Linked DNA regions of Homo sapiens: all the other regions are linked to region 3. A link is a loop called in an ENCODE intact Hi-C map of the cell type or tissue named here. Cell type or tissue: heart left ventricle. All regions are shown on one strand.

What was found. A loop is a pair of places that touch in the nucleus more often than their neighbours do. Peaks named below come from ENCODE experiments on the same cell type or tissue, not always from the same donor. Only the 100,000 strongest peaks of a DNase experiment are listed, where the experiment ranks them.
Region 1: a loop joins it to region 3, with 2.2 times the contacts of the local background. A loop is called at or near these places in 14 of 110 quality-filtered maps.
Region 2: a loop joins it to region 3, with 4 times the contacts of the local background. A loop is called at or near these places in 8 of 110 quality-filtered maps.

What each region holds. Positions count from the first base shown.
Region 1 is chr11:100,993,695-100,996,194 of GRCh38, forward strand. ARHGAP42 (Rho GTPase activating protein 42) reads left to right here. Exons shown (of 24, transcript NM_152432.4): 24 at 1-247. Among named protein-coding and RNA genes, the nearest start is that of SNORD13I, 61 kb to the left of the region's middle. In heart left ventricle, no CTCF peak of the experiment used is centred here; no DNase peak of the experiment used is centred here.
Region 2 is chr11:101,435,701-101,438,200 of GRCh38, forward strand. LOC124902737 (a long non-coding RNA gene) reads right to left here. Exons shown (of 3, transcript XR_007062861.1): 2 at 1,103-1,315; 3 at 1-682. Among named protein-coding and RNA genes, the nearest start is that of MIR3920, 83 kb to the right of the region's middle. In heart left ventricle, a CTCF peak has its summit at 1,014 (motif pointing left); no DNase peak of the experiment used is centred here.
Region 3 is chr11:101,126,768-101,129,267 of GRCh38, forward strand. PGR (progesterone receptor) reads right to left here. Exons shown (of 8, transcript NM_000926.4): 1 at 667-2,500. The coding sequence starts at 2,303. It also overlaps PGR-AS1. Among named protein-coding and RNA genes, the nearest start is that of PGR, 1.8 kb to the right of the region's middle. In heart left ventricle, a CTCF peak has its summit at 1,506; DNase peaks (open chromatin) are centred at 234, 864, 1,714 and 1,834; H3K4me3 peaks cover 2,500 bases; H3K27ac peaks cover 2,125 bases; H3K27me3 peaks cover 688 bases.

The DNA of each region.
Region 1 (2,500 bases), 130 kb before region 3:
CAGTCATTAACATGACAAATTAAGTAATAAATATAAAAGTGATTGTCCATAAATTATCATTGAATTTTTTGTTTATTTTGTAGTGTTCTGTATTTATCTGCACTTTGTGTATATATACACACATACATATGCCAACATGTAAATAACCTCATGTTTATTCCTAATCTAAATTGCCACAATATTTTTAATGTATGGTTACACTGTGTTTTAAATTACTTTAAAAATAAACTTTGTAAGCAGATTTTAATTTAGTCTTTGTACTTGAAGACCCACTGTGTTGGAGGGCAATTGTCTTGGCTTCATGTAGAGAAAAAACAAAGTTTCTGGTACTGTGAGTGATCACTTTGGTATGGCTAAATCATAGCAGAATTTGGTGACCTTCTCCTCACAAATTGGTATTCTGCAAGCTTTGGAAAATGTTAATGTTGATAACCTATTAATAATGCAGGTATCCACCGAGGGGAGAGGGAAATGGGCCATATGCAAAATACTAAATATAACAAGCATACAGGCTTACCTGAAAATATATATGTTTATAAAAGTTTCCAAGTGTACTATGGAAGAAATATCAGCGTACAAATACCTCCTGTCCATTTTTATTAGTCTTATGAACCTCTTGGTCATGACTTGACTTCTAGGTAAAACTTTGCTTCGCTGCATCAAAAAAAAAGATAATCGTGTATTTCTTTTGCATTGCTCCATAGATTATTAGAGTGCAGCAAATCACCTTGCCAAAGCTAAGCCTCACAGGTTGACCATTGGACAACCTGGCTTGCTCACATAGGTTGTAGTTTTCATCGATATCAGAGGAAAAGAGATAAATTCATGACACAACACCTGTTCAGATATAAGGATTAATGTTAACTCCAGTATAGTTAAGCAGGAAAGGACTATTAGGTTAGATATTACAGATTATTCTAGATGAGCTACTGTTTAAGAATGTTGGTTAAGACTGTTGGCCTGGAATCCCCTATAACTGATATTTTAGAATTAAAAATGAATTAACTTCCAGTGGCCAAAGCCGGAATGATTTGAGCAACAAAATAATGCAGTATTGAATGATTGGCTTATAAAACAAAGTATAAAATGAATATCCATGAATCCACATGGATATCAATGACAATAAATTTCACTTGTGTAAAAAAATGAGGGAGAAGAGACAAATCTTTACAAAAATATTCCAAATCATAATTGGAGTTATAGTTACCCTTCCCTCTAGCAGGTAGAATTTAATCCTCTCCTGCTTAAAGGTGAGCTAGACTTAGTAACTCATTTCCAAAATTTAGAGTATAGAAAACCGTCATAACTTTATAGAAAAGAAACCTAGTAGCCACTGTCTTAACCAAGTGGTAAAACTTAATATCAGTGATATCATGTGGTTGACTTACACCCCATAATATGTGATGTGAAGAGCAATTCACCTCTGTGGTATTCTTTCCCCAAACCCATAATTCCAGTGTAACCATTAGAAAAACATCAGACAAGCCCAGACTGAGGACATTCTACAGAAAAGATCTCAGCCCAGTACTCCTCAAGACTGTTGAGCTCATGAAAAATAGGTAAATACTGAGCAAATGTCACAGATCAGAGGAGACTTAGGAGACAGGGCAACTAAATGTAATGTGGAACCCTGGACTGGATCCTGGAACAGAAAGGAGAAAATAATAGCGGGCGTGGTGCCTCGCGCCTGTAATCCCAGCACTTTGGGAGGCCGAGGCGGGTGGATCACCTGAGGTCAGGAGTTCAAGACCAGCCTGGCCAACATGGTGAAACCCCGTCTCTACTAAAAATACAAAATTAGCCGGGCGTGGTGGTGCATGCCTGTAACCCAGTTACTCAGGAGGCTGAGGCAGGAGAATCTCTTGAACCATGGAGGCAGAGGTTGCAGTGAGCCGAGATTGTGCCATTGCACTCCAGCCTGGGCAAAAACGAGTGAAATTCCATCTCAAAATAAATAAATGAATAAATAAATAAATAAATAAATAAATAAAAGATAAGCTGGTGGTGTCCAAATAAGGTCTAAACTTTAGTTAATAGTTTAAAAAACAAGGTAACAAAAACTACTCAAAAAATAGTACATGAGCTGGGGATACTTATATCATTTTGGGAATTTAAGTGACTTTTTCAAGAATTAAACATTTTCACTTGTTCCCCATTAAATTTTGATCTGTGTGTGCAAGATACATCTCCTATTCATCAGTCAATCTCAGGCTTTAGAACAGAGTTGGGCATACATGAATACAGTAGAGTAAGCCCCTTTCATTAAATGAACAAATTCATTAGCAAAGGAACAAACATTGTAAACCCTTTAATAATTTAAAGAATACGGTTGTGGGCTTGTGTTTTTATGTCTGTCAATTCTCCCAGGAACAGTGAAATCATTCTTCAACATCCATGAATATATGAATCTACTCTGGAGCCATTTATATGTTAATGGTGTAAACAAACCTTTACACACATGAACAGGTCTTAAGGGCAGAGGTTAAACAGATTTTCTTCT
Region 2 (2,500 bases), 310 kb after region 3:
TGTGCTTTCCCCTGCCTCCTTCATCCTCTCATTGCATCCCCGCATGAAGAGCTCTAGGCTGAACTATTTCTTTTGCTAAGTTAATTAAGGCAGGGGACAGCCACTGCTGCTGGTGGGAGGCAGTTACACACATGAGCAGACTTTATCATTAATGTCTTCCCCTTAAACTGTTTCATACTCAATTTTCCTGGCTCAGTTTCATTTATTACTCATAATTAGAGCCAGCTCCTACTTACTCAATTCAGCAGGTACTTTTGAAGCGTTTATGGTGAGAGTAAGGCTGTGTCTGTAACCACTGGCAAGCAAAAGACACATGTAAACATCTTCTTTGCTTGATTTTCAGCATGCTCACTCCTGACACATACAAGCAGGGCAGCTCAAAACCGTGGCAGGATGGGTAGCTGGGGAATGTGCACATCACTTTGTTGCTGTTGGGGGTATTTAAGCAGGGGCTGCACTCGCACATTCAACCACTGTTTATTAAGTGCTTCCTGTGGACAGAAGTCCTTGTGTTGTCCACTGTTTAATAGGTCCAGCAAGGTGGCTGGATGAGAATTTAGGATGATGGTGGTGGTGGTGGTGGTTTGGGGACGGGGTTAGAAATCACTCTATGGCAGTTTAAACTCTGATTCTTCTGGTAGGGCTGGGCAAAGCTGCTTCTTCACAGACTAATCCTCTCTTCCTAAAAAAGAAAATTAAAGTTATTCAAAGCCAGACAGCAGGGACTATTGTGTGTCCTCCCAGGTCTCATTTAGTCATTGAAAAAACATTTTCTAGTGAGTTCAAAAAAATTACTTAAAGCCGGTTTCAAAGATACTAAGTTACCTGTATCCATAAAGCTCAGCTCCCTGTTTGCTTATAGGAAAATTTTTTTACTGATCTAAATTTTGTGGAAAGAAGATGCAGGAGCATTATGACCTGAGAAGTTTGGGACCTCTCGCCTGGACCTTTTCCTTTAGGCAAGAAAGGTGAGCCCCTTGGGCTTGCATGATTACATCTACAGGAAGGGACAATGGCACCCTCTGCTGGCTTACCTAGGTCAAGATGCTTTTTGCTTCTATCCTTCATTGGCAAATTGAAAGACAAATTGTTCTTTACCTACCTTCACTGCTGATAGACAGGAGCAACTTGACCTGACTTTGAAAATTACTTCAACACTCTTCCTCTTGAGAGAGCCTCTTCTTTTGCAATTACTCTACATGCTTGCATACATAAAGTACTGGCCTTGGTCTTAAAAGCGCTGGGTTTAGAATCCTGGTCTTCAGCAAGAACAATGATTGCTACTTCTCTTCTCTAAGATGCAAGATGGGGACTACTGTGAAAATTAAATTAGCAAATGTGTTAAGATAGAACATGACGTGCACCCAGAGAAAAATAAGATATATTAAAGAAGCATTGTTTAAGCATTCATCTACTTTTTTTTCACTATGAAGTACAATTTTAATAGTCAGATGGGATCCATATATATGAAAAAAGGGGTACAGTGATTATTATCAAATCTTTTTGTCTTCTCCACAAGGTACTGAGTCAAATGCTCTGCAAGGAAAAATAAAGAAATGCTATACATTTATCAGAACCTTCTGTATCCATCTTTGATCAGTTGCAGTGCTTATGCTCCAAGGTTTTCTTGCTAAAGAGCTAGTGTTTGTTTTAACCTATGTGATGAGGAAATATAAGAGAATTCAGAATAAACCAGCAACAAAACCGAGAGTCTCACCAGAACAGACCACTCTTTGTATGCTAGCTTTATGTTTTTGTGTCTTTGTAACCAAAAAAAAAAAAAAAAAATCAGTCTTTTTGTGTGTGTGAACTCTGGACATGGCAGTGCAAAATGGGCTCTCTCTCCATGACCTGAGCTTCTGTAGCCCTCTGCCCGTCGCAGCTCCTCTGAGTGACTGGCTTTCCTAGTGAGCTGTGATAGTGTGTGGAGTGAGTTGTTTTTCTTCTCAGAGTGGGAAATAAGTCCTTCCATTTTTGCAATGCTATAACATACGGATGCAACACCATTAAATGTGTGTAAATCATCCTCCATCCACAAACGTCAAACACAGTCAGGCGAATTAAGGCATTTTAACTCCAATACCTACTTCTTGCACTTTACTGTTATTTCCAAAAAGTTCTTACTTAAATCTTGATTCTACCACATATTAGCTATCTAACTTTGAGCCAGTTATTTGATCTGACTGAACTTGAATGTTGTCATCTCTGATAGAACAATATCTACACATAGGGTTGTCATATTCAATGAGATGAAGTAGATTGAAGACCTAGCACAGAATCTGCCATTTATGTCTGTTTAATAGATGACAGTTGTCATTGATTAATATTACTAAATCTTCTACAAGAATTAGGACTTTTACATAGTAAAAATTAAAAATAATGTTATTTATTAAAAATCTATTTTTAGATATATTTATGTTATATTTGAATATATTTATTTGCAAAACTCAAATATTGCAGCATCTCACTCACTGCTGGGGGAGATGACATGAAGGAATGA
Region 3 (2,500 bases):
AAAAATTGTAGTGAATAGCAAGCAATAATAAGAAAACGGTGCAATGCAGTGACAGGCGTTTAAATCCACAGTTTAAACATTTCCCACGTGAACTTAATTTTAATCTTGAGATTCTTAAGAAAACTGAGCCACTGAAGTGTTCAAATCCCTAAGATGGTGCTGCTTTCGGTTCTGGCCGGCCACCTCTCAAGTCCCACCCCTCCCGGGGGAACGGTGCCTTAACTCCTCTCCAAGACAAGCACTCCTGGTAAACGTCCTTCTTCTAAGAAAGAAGCATTTCATAAAGCCCCCAACTCGCCGCGCACTTTCTGCCCCACTGGGCTACAGCGGACCTAGTGTGACGCTGCACGTTTTAAATCGGGGTTGGTTCTGCTTCGGAATCTGGAAGATTCGGAAAGTTAAAAAACAAACAAAAAAACAGCTTTCAGGGAGGCACGCCCCAAAAATAGTATATTCTGCGCCCACCTTCGTGTCCCCAAGAGTGAGGAGAGGAGGGAAGAAGAAGGGAGGCAACTGCCCCTGTGCTGTGTCCCGCTGCCCACCCTCTCCGGCCGCCCCGGGGAGCGCAGCGGTGCGCTGGGGCTGGGGCTGAGGGTTGGCGGCCGCCGCCGCCAACGGAACCGCTACTCCCGGACGCGCTGGGCGTGCCCCGTCCCGGGCCCTCACCTCAGGTAGTTGAGATAGGGCGGGTAGACCTGCGGCAGGCCCTCCTTGAGCACGGCGGCCTGGTAGCCGAGCTGCGGGAGCCCGTTGAGGCCGAGTGCAGGGTAGAGCGCGGGGGCCGCCCCGGCGGCGGCGGCAGAGGCGGAGGTGGAGGGCAGGCCGTCCCGCGGGAGCAGGCAGCCGCTCGCGCCCGGCGCCTTGCAGGGCGGCGGCGCGAACGGGCCCTGCTGGGGCGGCGCGCCCTCCGCTTTGTACAGGATGCACTCCAGGGTCGACCCCGAGGAGGACGCAGACGAGACTGAGGCACTGGCGGGTGCGGCCGTCACCGCCGCTTCCCCGGGTCTGGATGGGGTCGCTCGCGGCGGCAGCGGGGGCGGTGGCCCCAACGGGAAATCCGGGAAGGCTGCGGGGTTGGCACCGGCCACAAGGTAGGAACGCGGGGAGCGCGCGGAGGCCTCCGCGCCTTCCTCCTCCTCCTTTATCTTTAGAGCGGGCGGCTGGAAGTCGCTATAGAGAGGGTACGCGTCGTCCTTGGGCTCGGCGTCGGGCGGGTACGCGCAGTCGGGGAAGTCGCCTACAGCGACCGGGGTGGACGAGGCACAGGGTGAACTCCGCGGCGGGGCAAAGGCGCTGGCAGCCCCGGCCCCGCCGTCGTAACTTTCGTCTTCCAGCAGCTGCCGAGTGCGGGCTGCCAATAAGGCGTGATTGAGAGGCAGGATAGGCACGTGGATGAAATCCATCACCGTGGTGGCCAGCGGGGAGCGCCCGGGCGCCATCGGCGCGTCCTGCTCCACCAGGGCGACCCTGGGCGCTGAGAAGCGGGAATCTTCCTTGGGGACCAGGGCGACGCCTCCTGCTGCCGCCCCCGGCGGGACAGCCGCGGCTCCTCCTCCAGCCGCCGCGCCACCCAGAGCCCGAGGTTTGCCCTTCAGAAGCGGACCCGCAGACTCCTCGGACTCAGAGCCATCCTCCTCCTCAACCTCCACCGCAGCGGCCTGCGGAGACGGCTTCACTGGGGCCCCGGACCAGTGAGGGCTCTCAGAGGCCGGGAGCAGCAGCTGCCGGGCTGGTGACAGGCCCCGGGGCAGCACTTTATGGGCAGCTGCCGTCCCGGAGCTGTCTCCAACCTTGCACCCGGACCGGCTCATGAGCGGGGACAACACCCGCTGGGTGGCGGGGGCAGCCGGTGGATCTTCGGGAAGTTCGGGGCCAAACAGGCACCAAGAGCTGGTGACCTCGCAGGCGGGAGGGCTGGGTTGGCTCTGCCCGGGACCTGAGGGCGCCAACAGAGTGTCCAAGACACTGTCCAGCAGTCCGCTGTCCTTTTCTGGGGGACTAGAACTGCTGCCTCCAGCACCCCTTGTAGCTTCAGCTCTGGAATATGCGCCCTCCACGTCCGACAGCGACTGCTGGTCCTGCGTCTTTTCGTCGGAGGGGTCCTGTCCCTGGCAGGGCCGAGGGAAGAGTAGCCCGTCCAGGGAGATAGGTATGGCCGAAACTTCAGGCAAGGTGTCCGAGGTCTGGCTCCCCGGGAACGGACCTGCGGCTGGGCGACACAGCAGTGGGGATCCGACCTCGGGGGAGGGCGGGCCGCCCGCCACGTGGGGAGCCCGGGGACCCTTTGCCTTCAGCTCAGTCATGACGACTGGACTCCCCTTTTCTCCTCCCCCGTCTCCAGGAGGAGGGAAAAGGGAAGGAGGAGGGGGTTTCGGGAATATAGGGGCAGAGGGAGGAGAAAGTGGGTGTTGAATGTGGCTGGACCGGAGGGATCTCCACCTCCTGGGTCGGGGGCGGGGGAGGGCGGCGCTGGTCAGCTCCTGCCCTTGGCCTCCATCCT